Regions from separate parts of the Homo sapiens genome. Here region 1 is linked to region 2. The links are chromatin contacts, found by Hi-C or POLR2A ChIA-PET in ENCODE. All regions are on one chromosome and are shown on one strand. The core of a region is the stretch at or near the end of the contact, and the rest is flanking DNA. Distances in the headings are between cores, read along the strand shown.

What was found. A loop is a pair of places that touch in the nucleus more often than their neighbours do. ChIA-PET counts read pairs that join two places held with the same protein, here RNA polymerase II (POLR2A). Pooled maps may share reads with other maps.
Region 1: a map with no recorded cell type shows a loop between it and region 2 (2.0-fold over the local background). The contact joins two enhancer-like sites. A Hi-C loop is called at or near these places in 3 of 37 single-sample maps with no recorded cell type and 4 of 50 pooled maps. POLR2A ChIA-PET finds 5 or more read pairs at or near these places in 1 of 52 experiments (Panc1).

The regions. Positions count from the first base shown.
Region 1 is chr5:109,308,068-109,314,285 of GRCh38, forward strand. All of the region lies in intron 3 of LOC285638 (a long non-coding RNA gene), which reads right to left. Among named protein-coding and RNA genes, the nearest start is that of PJA2, 99 kb to the right of the region's middle. Within about 2 kb of position 1,809, at least 2 of the 41 ENCODE cell types and tissues checked have a DNase peak (open chromatin) inside an H3K27ac peak, as active enhancers do.
Region 2 is chr5:108,678,807-108,684,720 of GRCh38, forward strand. No RefSeq gene overlaps it. Among named protein-coding and RNA genes, the nearest start is that of LINC01023, 46 kb to the right of the region's middle. RefSeq lists an enhancer at 2,589-3,089. Within about 2 kb of position 3,053, at least 2 of the 41 ENCODE cell types and tissues checked have a DNase peak (open chromatin) inside an H3K27ac peak, as active enhancers do.

The sequences.
Region 1 (6,218 bases), core at 559-3,058, 630 kb after region 2:
CACTAGATTCTATATTAACTTTCGGCCCCCAAATGCATCTGCAATTTAGACTGCTTCCTCAGGTCTGACTTCAGTGTCTCTCTAGGATAGGGTGTGGCTGTGTCTGGCAGCAGAGATTGTTGTAGTGGTGGCCAAGGGCCTGGCTTTAATTTTCACATATAAAAAATTGTTTTTGTCTTTCTTTGAAATCAGGGAAGAGGGAAGTGATTGGACTTCATAGTTGTTTTGTTCATTTATTACCTAACTCCCCTGCCTGGAATGAGACAGAACTAATTTGATTGGGTCAAGGATATACTCCCCAATGCCTAGAACTTTCATCGAATAAATAGAAAATAACTGGCTTTAAAGCTGGGAAGAGAAGGGAAATATGTGACTAGCCCGTGGCTGCTTCTCACGAGACTTGGAATGTGGAGTGAATGCAGCACCTGACCCAGCATAAGGTCCCCTCCCCTCCCCACCAGAGCAATGAGCACCAAGAAGAGCTGGTGGTCTGCGAGCTGTGCTCGCCTTGTGGAGAGGTCACTTGGGTCAGCCTCAAACTGAGTCACAGGCAACTGCATATCATCCATATGAGGAAGCTGGGAAGGTGGTAGGGAAGAGCGGATGGTGGGCCAGTGCCAGGTGGGGTAGGGCTCTTCACTACACAGCAAGTAGGTACTCCATGCAGTGTCCAGAGCTCCGTGCTGTCAAGTCAGGGAACCAAAGAGAGATATTTATTAAGCCGGTGTCAGTGCAATGTGACTTCCTGGGCTAATTGATCAAAAGCCTGCTTGTCTTCTCTTCCTCCTTTTGCTTCTCATTGATCTCTAATAACACTCTCATCTTCTGACAGATCAATGTTACAAATGAAAAGCAGCTATTTTCCCTGTAGAAATCCAAATTCACTGGACCTTCCTTGGCCCTTTCTAAGATTGTATTTGACAGAGAATGCCCTGTCTTCATGGCAATCAGTTGCAAGAGTGATCGAGGTAGAGACTGGAGTGCCAGGATGGGGATGGTTTGAAGATCTATTCCACAGGTAACCTGTCCTCCCTTGGGAGTGGTCAGCTAGTCTCGACCATGCCCAGCAAAAATGTCTTTGTAAACAATCTTTTACAATTTACACTTAGGAGACAATGGAGTGGGTATCTTGGTTTTTTTTTTTTAACTTAGAATTTTTTGCCACCCACTGTCTAAACATGACAGACCAAATCTTCTAAAGTGTTTAACACCCACAGCCTGGCAACTTGGAGTAGAAAAACTCACGCACAATATACGCTTTCAAGAGTATTTTTAGTTTATTCCATGAAGTGACTTATTTTATTCTTGTAAAAACCATTTAACTGTCAGCAATGGTTCATGTCTGCTAAGTTCTGCAATTCCCACGAACAACTCAGTTCAAGACAATGAACAGCTTCATCTGAATTTGTTTGTCTCAGTCATAGCAGGCTCACAGACACCTGGTGGGTGTCCCTTGGTTTACCAAGGGAAGCAGTGGCATCTGTTCTCCTAGAATAAAAGTCCAAATCCTCCTCTAGACTAGAGTACATTTAGTTCTACCTGGTGTGGTATATTTGCCTGACATAATGTGTGGGATGTATCATTTTCTTTGGCGGGGGGGAAAAGATGGCAGAGCTAAGCTGGGTAATTTGAAGAGTTTTAAAAACTACTCACAGTGATGTGGGCACGGTGTTAGGAACTAGAAGGAAATTTCCAGGGCTAGCAACAGCAGGGAGTCACTACTCTTGGTCAGAGGGGGGATGGAACAGTTACACCATCCCAGGAAGAACAGCTGCAAGTGGAGCTGGCCTAGCCCAGAGCTCGCCCTCTGCCCACTCTCCAGTCTCCTGCCAGCAGCTCCTGTCAGCCAAACCCCATCAGAAGCCAGAAGGCAAGGGAGCCCGCTGAGGTAGCCTCCAGGGGCACAGAGCAGGTTGGCCACAGGATCCCAAGGCAAGTGGAAGATATGCAGCAAGTGACAAGGATGGAGGGAGACAGGGGTGATCCACTGAATGCTCCCATTCATCTGTGTTCATTCCTTCGTTCAGACATGTTACTTGCTAAACACCTTCTATAAGTGAAAGCACCTTGGAAGACACAGGTGAAGCATGGTAAATGGTCCCTTCTTTCAGGGTGCCCTTAATTGATTGGGAAGACTAGGGATCCCCACACAGAATGCCAAAATAAGCGCTAAGCTGCCAGGCAGAGCACTGCAGAGCTCATCGGTGGGACAGGAGTTCGCAGGCGGGAGAAGGCAGTGTGGGCTCTGGAGGAAGGTGGGTGCAGGTGGGAGCGTAAGAGGATTTTAACAGGTCCCAGGCGGGGTGGCAGGAGAGTCCTGAACTCTTCAGTTCCTGCCTCAGCACTTCTGTGGAGTGAGGGACTGGCCTCATGATTTTTTAATGAGTTCTAAGACTGTAGAAAAACTTTAACTACATATACCTTTTTACTGAGTATTTACAATGTGCCAGGCGATTTACCATAATCTTTTGTCAAGGCCTTACAGCACTGCTTTGATGGATGTTATTTCCCACATTTTATGGATGAGGACAAGTGAAACTCTCAGAGGCAGGGTGTTTTATCTAAGGTCACATCTAGTGGTACAGCAGCTTGGATTCAAAGCCAGTTGTTTCTGACATCAAATTCCAAGCTACTAACCTCCTTAAGGATAAAGGACAATTAGCAACAGTATCAGCCCTGGGTTGAAACATTTTTCCGATATCCTCATGTGCTCTCAGATGCCTGGCACCTAGAACCTGGTCCCCATTTTAAGAAGCTGTCTGACTTATAAAATTGGTTTCCACATGAGCTGCCTGCACTTAGGTGTATGTAGTATTCACATCTGAGGAAGTCTGCATGGGCTGCTGTCTCTGTATTATCTCTGTTTAAAGTCCCCTAATGATTTCTCATTTGCCCTGAATCCATGAACTGTGTAGACAGACAATGGCCTCCTTCTTCCTCTGATAAGATTTTCTACTATCCACCATGTTCTCACTCAGCCCCAGCCACACTGGCTTTTTCTTTGACAAGTTACATTCTTTCCCCCATAGGTTCTTTGCCCTAGGTATTCCATCTGGAATCTTCTCCCTGTAGATCTTTACGGATTGGTTCCTGTTATTCACTCAACAGAAATGTCCGAGTCCTTTTTCTGATCATGCCCCATCATGGTTCCCCATTCAATCTCTGAATCACCACCTTGTCTTATTGTCACTGTAAGATTCATCACTGTCTGATATTTGTTATTGGTTTACTCTGTCCACATGAGGGCTGGAAACTTTTGCTATCTTAGGCAATGCTAGATAACTGTGCCTCAAGTAGTATCTGGATCCTTAAATGTTTTCCAAATGAATGAATTCATGGAGATGAAACCTGGCTCTGAAAAGTAGTAACAGTAGGGTATATTCATTATTTTATACTTGCCCATGTGTCAAGTGTTATTTGTACTTATATTTGAAGATGAGCAACGTGAAGTTTAAAGATGTCCAAGGATGGGCATTTGTGTTGGCTCCAAGTCTTTGCTATTGTAAATAGTGCTGCAATAAACCTATGTGTGGATGTGTCTTTATAGAAAGATTTATAATTCTTTCGTATATACCCAGTAATGGGATTGCTGGGTCAAATGGTATTTCTAGTTCTGGATCCTTGAGGAATCACCACAAAGCTGCAAACCATCATTCTCAGCAAACTAACACAGGAACATAAAACCAAACACCACATGTTCACACTCATAAGTGGGATTTGAACAATGAGAATATGTGGACACAGGGAAGGGAACATCACACACCAGGGCCTGGCGGGGGGCGTGAGGGGGTAGGGCAAGGGGCAAGGGGAGGGAGAGCATTAGGACAAGTATCTAATGCATTCGGGGCTTAAAACCTACGTGATGTATTGATAGGTGCAGCACACCACCATGGCATATGTATACCTACGTAACAAACCTGCACGTTCTGCACATGTATCCCAGAACTTAAAGATGTCCAAGGATATGCAAGCAACAGGACTATAACATACACCTCTTGAAGCTAAGTCATTGGCTTTACAAATCCACTATTGCTGCTTATATGTTTTATGGCTGTGATTGGGAAGCTCCCAACCCCCACAAGTACAGTAGCTTAAATAAACATTTTTCTCTCACATGTTATTACAGAATTCAGTGTCTGTCAGTCAGAAAGTGATGTCCATCCCTGGATCCAAGTTGGCTGTCCCAGTTGTTGGCATTTCCTAGCCAGTTGAAAGGGGGAAAGAGGGAGTGGACAGCCCAAAGCTTCCTTAGGAAGACATGATGGGGAAGTTGCACACACCGCCTTCACAAGAGATATAGGAGAAGCTAGTTTGGGGAATGTATGCCCAATTAAAACTTGGCGAGTTTTGTTACGAGAAGGAAGAGGAGAGTAGATGTAGGGGGCAATGAGCAGTCTGAGACCTTGTCACAAGCCATCAGATGATACAGGTTATCACCGTAACCATTTTACATAGGAGAAACAGGGGCTCAAAGAAGTTCACCATTGGCCAGCCTTAATGAAATGGTTTTCACCATTAGTGAAATAGCAGAAATCATAATATTCCACTTTAGTTCCCCATTTCATCATTTCACACACAGATACCACTTCATGTTCTGTGCTCAGATGAGATTAGCCAATTTTAATCCTGCTACATCATTCAGCCTTGATCTCTTAGAAGTTTAAGAGTGATTAAAACACTCTTAGAAGTGTTTCAATCAAAATGGACAAGGAAGTAAGCAGAGGTGAGAGCCCAGAGGGCTGGGACGCTGTCTGACCCTTTGACAGCATAGCTTGCCTCCTTCTGTATACTGGGCTCCTGGGGAGACTGCCTTCAAAGGCTGTATACCCAAATAAGGTAGGACTCGGGTCTCAAGCAGATGGGGTTGAGTGTACATTGGGGGCTTTGTAAATAATGAGAGTCAGGTTCTCTGGTTGCTGAGCAACAAACAGGTCATCAGTAGGTAGAGTAGTCACAAGTTCTTGTTTGCTGGGACAGTCCTTGTTTACAGCTGTTGTCACAGTGTAATTAAGAATGCCCCTCTCAAAACTGCACCAGTTTAAATAAATTATAATGTACCCTACCGATAGGCCTATGTTACCGCTGACACTCAGGCTTAAATGTTTTGGGGCAAAAACACTTTGGAAATGTTGAACAGCTAAGCAAGAGAGATGCCTGACATGCCTTAATTCAAGTCTGTGGATTTGATTGCCATTGTGAAGTCCCAGTGAGAAATTGCTAGTTATTTCCTGGTTCAAATTAGTGGAAATTCCATTCTGCTGGGTAAACCCAAACAATCTAGTTATAAAGGTAATTTTGTTATCTGTTCTTAGATTATCAAACAGCATGTCTTTGTTTTATACTGTAAATTAATGATTAAAATATCTAGAAACAGAAGCATGCATAGTCACAAATTATCCAAACTACATAAGACTTTATAAAAATCTGTAAGACACATTTAATAAGTAACCTAGAATTCATCTATTTCCCGTCTATGCCCTTTGGTTTCAATGACACTTTTCAGAATACTGAGTGACACTGCACATGGAATTTCAGAAATGTTCTGAGTTAATCAAAATGTACTCAATTTGTAGCACAACAATTTTATTTCCCAGGGGTCATCACCACCACTCCATATCTAAGAACCTGATAAAAAATCCTGGAGATTTGTAAAATGAGTTCTCAAGGAACTTTGGAGTAAGAAAGATGTAGCTAAAGATCAACACATAAAAAGGTCTGCTTCTTGAAGTTGGAATGAAACACAGGAAATATTCATTATCTAAGAATGGGTAAAAGAATAAAAGCTACTTAAGGTGAATTCACTCACAATAGCAACCAGAATTTCATAGTACGTGATGAAAACAAAGGTTTGATAGAACTAAAAAACTACATTTTTGTATAACTTTCCAACAAAATTGTAGTTCAGCATATACCATATTTTACTTAATGCTTGATTTTTTGCAACATGACCACAAAGAGGATGACTTAGCCTCACTTTTGAAAGCCTCAGCATGTGCAATTTTGAGCAGTTCCATTCACTTCCATCAGACATTACTTCTATGAAATCCTGAATATTTCACAAGATTTACATTTTTATTTTGCAGATCAATTGACATTGTGTTAACAGTGCATTGTTGAATATTCCAGACCACGAATCATACTGGAACCTAAATAAAGACACTGATATGATTGGTGGGAATCAACACGAAATGGAGAATATTTGAACAGGGAATAATTTC
Region 2 (5,914 bases), core at 1,803-4,302:
TCCCACCAAGAGGTAAAGTCCATGGCCCCTCCTCTTGAAACTGAGTGGATCTTCGTGACTGCCTCAATGAATAGAGTACACTGGAAGTGACACTGAGTCCCTTATTGGCTAGGCTAGAAAAGACCAGGCAGCCTTGGCTGGTGCCCCTGGGATACTCACTCTACTCACTCTGGGAGCCTTTGGCCACTCAGTAAGAAGTCCAGCTGCCCTGAGGTTTCCTTGAGACCATGTTGGGGGGCAACATAGAGGGAGAGATACCCAAGGAACTCAACTGTTCCAGCCCTAGCTGCTGGAGTCTCCCCAGTACAACTACCAGCTATAAATGGTGGAAGGGCCTTCAAGATGACCCCAGGCCCAGCTACCTTTCATGGCATAGCAATAGATAACTTGAACAGAACAGCTCTCCGTAATAGGGGCTTTCATCTTTCTTTTCTCAAAAGGGCAGGTATCCTGGAGGTCTGAAGCTGTCTTTGCTCAGAAGGTTAAGTCTTTGTTTTCGAAAGTTTCTGTCCCTCTCTCTGTGTCTCTATCTTTCTGTGTCTCTGTCTCTCTGTCTCTCTCTCTCTCTCCCTCCCTCTCTCTAACCGCAGGATTGTGTGGATAGGGAGGGCTCTGTTGATTGAAAGAGAGGAGAGAACCCAGTTCTAAGTATGGACGCTTTCCAGAGCCTAGAAGAAGTAAAGGGGTGGTAGGTTCTTGTAGTTGACACTTGTGCCCTCCCCTACACAGAAACTCAGAAGGATGTCTGATGGGACTGGTGCAAGAATGCCTGTTTGCTGAGCACAGAATGCCTCAGTCTTTAGAGCCTCCTCAGAGGACCCAGTGGCTGACTTCGGTGCAGAGGGGCAGGTGCCACAATCAGCAGAGTGCCATGTAATAAGTACAAATAATGAGGATCTCAGTGCAACTATGATGAGCTCATACCAGGCTCTCCTCCCCAAGGTTTTTGGATAGCACAAGCTGCTTGGGACCCTTACATAACACTAGAGAAGAGGAAGAACTCCTAAACATGACTGATACTGAATTTTCCATTGTAATTTTTAATTAAGAAAAATACCCTTTATTGTCCCAAAGATTTATTAAATCAATCTCACCTGATAATATACATACATTTGTGAATGGTGAGATTACCTTAACCATCCCAAAGGTGTTTACTATCTTCATATGAGGTTTTGGTATTAATAAATCAAATGATTTCTTATTGATGAAAATTTTAGGCAATGTAAAAAATAGAAATTTTTAGAGTAATTAAGTCATGAGAAGGTGCTTTTGGGGCTTTGGGGGAATCCATTAAGCTGCCCTTGCTCTTGAGAGCATCCCCATTTCTTCACTTCTGAAATGACAAGATCTTTCAAAGCCCCAACATGGCTTGAGTGTTTGAAAGCTCTAGGATGATTTTTATTTGTTCTCTCTGATAGAAATGTCAAATGCAGGAGTTTGTGTGACACAAAATGTTTAGGCACACATAGCTGTTGCCATGAACAAAATCTTCTGTATACAAAGGAAGTATTCTGAACTGTTTCCATTTTAGTTTCCAGTAGCCTTTAAAATAACCAAATAAGATCAATCATTAGGGCTTAATGACCCAGAAACTAATGCTGGAAACATTTACTCTTTAATGATGTCTCCTCTTCCTTCCTTGGCCTCCCTAACTAACATAAATTCATCATTTGTCTGTGTCTATGAAGTAAGATCAGATTGACTGGGGGTCTCTTCTCAATATTTTTTTTTTACCTTAACCATGTACTGCAGTTGATCAGAGCAATTAACAGTGATCCAATCCAGACAGAAAGTTATTTTAAATAACCTGACAACCAATCTGAATTCCAACTCTATGAAGGAAACTTGGCCAAAATGTGTTTAGTGTGTTCAAACATAGGCACTATTCAAAATCAAAGCAGAAAAAAAATGAAACTCTGTTAAAAGTGGCTCAAGATGAAGGCATTGCAATTCCCATCTTGAGGGCGGCTGATGAGTTCTTTTCAAGGTGAGGTGTGCCCTAGCATGCAGAGAGGACAGAAAGGGATAAAAGGAACAAATAAGCAAACAGAATGTGCTCTCAGAACTCCCAGCTTGATTTCCTCAAAGAAAAAGTAGAAATAGATCAAATCAAAGCATTCTTTAAAGATGCTGAGGTGGCTTTAACTGACTAAAATGTAGCTTTAAAAAAATCAGTATCCTAAATGCCAGGTGATTAATAAAGGTCAAGCAGGCAACTTCCGGACTTTATCAGTATAAGCTTAGTCGTGTGCCTTTATTAGGAAATGATCAATACCTTCCTACTTAGCAATATTTTAGGGAATATTTTCCTATAATAGGTAAGGTTTTTAAAATATGAAGACAAAAGTGTAGTATAGTTACTTTGTTTTTCTGGTAGAGCTAAGGAAGTAAATGAACCTCACAATAGTCAGTTTATGCACCCAAGTGAGATTAATTGCTTTACTTACACCATTACATTATTACACAATTCTTGTTATGTGGGGTTTTAAAAGTCTTCACTGTTTAAGCTGTTTTCATTTTAGTTATTCTGTTATTTACAACTGAAAGAGAAAACTGGAGAGGTCTTTGTGAATCTCTACCATATTTTTTTATGACTTTTGATTTCAAGAACCAAAATTGAGGATAAACCTGAAGCAAACACTGTTGAAATGGCCTTTGCAGTACAGACTTCATAGGCTAGAGGGCACAATTGTTTTAGCTGGTCCAAGGCAATGGAAAGCAAAACCTAGTCAACTGTTTCTTACACAGTGACCTAGCAGTTTTAAAATTTGGACCAAGAACGTGAAATTGCTCCTCGCTAAAAATCCACATCTGCTGGAAGAAACAGTAGAATAAAATGTGCATTTTCTATAGTAGTTTTGGATGTTTTTTGCAGAGGTCCTGGGCTTGTGAGAAAAAATAGAACACTCCAAAAGGTCCTTTGGTTCAGCAAAATTTTCCTATCTTAGATTTATCAAGCTGTCCACTCAGTTTTCAATGTGGCCTTTTCCTTCTAAAAATAACATCCTCAGCCGGGCGTGGTGGCTCATGCTTGCAATCCCAGCACTTTGGAAGGCCAAGGCGGGCAGATCACCTGAGGTCAGATGTTTGAAACCAGCCTGCCCAACATGGTGAAACCCCGTCTCTACTAAAAATACAAAAAAAAAAAAAAAAAAAAAAAAAAAATTAGCCACGCGTGGTGGCAGGTGCCTGTAATCCAAACTACTTGGGAGGCTGAGGCAAGAGAATCACTCGAACCCGGGAGATGGAGGTTGCAGTGAGCCGAGATCACGCCACTGCATTCCAGCCTGGGCTACAAGAGCAAAACTCCGTCTCAAAAACAAATAAAATAAAATAAAAAATAATAACAGCCCCTCCCTCCAATGTTTGTATGTATATATGCATATAACGTACTTGACAAGGAACTTGGTAAATACTTGACTATCATTAGGAAATTACAGGGTTGATTCTAAGTAGTGAGATTATGTCTTCTATGAAAATGGTTTCTTTTTAAAATGTACACATATTAATAATTTTTTTTTCCTAAAGCAGTTAGTTAGTCAATGATATTGTGTGGCCTTAACATTGTCTCTGCCTTTATTTGTTCCCTTCCTGCTTAGGGCTTTCTGGATCTTCTTTGCTGTTTTACCTTTTTTAATATGAAATGCTTCTGGTTTCTCCTCCTCACATATCATGTATGACCCCAAGTCCCAGATTATTTTTCTCTTTACTCATTTCTTCTGCTTCCTTCATGCCAGCACACCCAGGCAGAAGGAGAGCCACAGGAAAAGTGACCTCCACACTCACAAATTCCTGCTTCATTTCATCATGTTTTTTGCCTCACAAACTACAATTCTTATTCCCAAATTCAAATTTTTTCTTGAGTGATAGTTGTCTTTCTCTTCTTTCTGCACACCCAAAGATCTCAAGTAGGATATTTGGGGACTGATGAAGGGGAGAACTCAAGGAAATGATTGGGGCCTCAAAGAAGCTTCTAGGCCAGGTGTGGTGGCTCATGCCTGTAACCCCAATACTCTGAGAGGCTGAAGTGGGAGGATTGCTTGAGCCTAGGAGTTCAGCGCCAGCCTGGGCAAAAGAAGGAGGCCCTATTTCCACACAAAAAAATTTTTAAATAGCCAGGCATGGTGATGGGTACCTGTGGTCCCAGCAACTTGGGAGGCTGAGATGGGAGAATCGCTTGAGCCCAGCAGGTTGAGGCTACAGTGAGCCGTGATCATGATCATACCACTTTACTCCAGCCTGGGCAACAGACTGAGATCCTGTCTCAAAAAAAAAAAAGAAAAGAAAAGAAAAAAGAAGAAGTTTCTAGATAAGGGATAAATGTCTCATTAGATATGATGTTAAATACTTTTTGAAGCCAATCTTTCCACTTCCACCTATGAAATATATTCCAAACCCATCTGTGGTAGGCAGAATGTTGGGCCTCATGACCTTCTCCCTCTGGAGTCACTCCTGTGAATATGTTACTTTACATGGCAGAATGGACTTGACAGGTGTAATTAAGGTTACTAATCAGCTGACCTAAAATGGAAGGTTATATTGGCTTATCCAAGTAGGCCCAATGGAATCACGTGAGCTCTTAAAAGCAGAGATATTTTTCCAGCTAGTAGTAGAAGATAAAGTCAGATATTCCAAGATGAAAAGGATTAAAAGTGCTGCTGTTAACTTGAAGATTAAGGTAACCATGTCAAGGAAATGGCAACCTCAGTCCTATAACCTCAAGAAACTGAATTCTGGCAGGGTGCAGTGGCTCACGCCTGTAATCCCAACACTTTGGGAGGCCGAGGCAGGCAGATCATGAGGTCAGGAGATTGAGATCATCCTAGCTAACACGGTGAAACCCCATCTCTATTAAAAATACAAAAAATTAGCCGGGCATGGCAGCGGGCACCTGTAGTCCCAGTTACTCAGGAGTCTGAGGCGGGAGAATGGCGTGAACGTGGGAGGCGGAGCTTGCAGTGAGCCGAGATCGTGCCACCGCACTCCAGCCTGGGCGACAGAGCAAGACAATGTCTCAAAAAAAAAAAAAAGAAAAAAAAGAAACTGAATTCTGCCAACAAACTGAATGCGCTGGAAAGCAGAATCTCCTCAAGAGCCTCCAGATGAGCCCTGTCCTGCTGATGCCTTGATTTCAGCTCTGCTAAACCCTGAGTAGAAGACCCAGTTGAGCAATTGCTGTGCCCAGACTCTTGACCCACAGAACTGTGTCCATGATAATTATTTACACCACCATTCTTGTTACGTGGGATTTTAAAAGTCTTTCCTGTTTAAGCTATAGTTCTTCTCTTATTTATATTTTAAAAAGAAAATTTATATTGTCTTCTCAAGCTGTGAAAAAAAGGCTTAAAAGTTAAAACTTTCTTTGCATATGTATTATAGAAATGTATTGGTCTTTTGATGAAAGAATGCAGCTGTCTTTGCACTGACTGAATGGATGTCAAGTGCTAGGCTCTGTGCTAGTCAGTTTATAGATCCCACTTCCAGTCCTCATCACAACTTTTATGTCCCAGAGGGAAAACAAATGATCAAATTGAGGGAAAAAAACAGCAACCATATCTGGTGATAAGAAAAATAAGGAACGTTATTTCAAAAAGGAGGCAGGTATATAAGGAAATAGTTTATTTTTGAATCTGACTCCAGTATGTAAAATGTCCAGGGTTTTAGGAGCCACCTACAGAGGGGAAATGTTTCTATCTTTAAGGGTTATGAACCCAGCCTTTCTCTCTGGATGCACTTAACATTTTTTCCTTCATTTCAACCTTGGTGAATCTGACGATTATGTGTCTTGGGGTTGCTCTTCTCGAGGAATATCTTTGTGTTGTTCTCTGTATTTCCTGAATTTGTATGTTGGCCTGCCTTGTTAGGTTGGGGAAGTTCTCCTGGATAATATCCTGAAGTGTGTTTTCCACCTTGG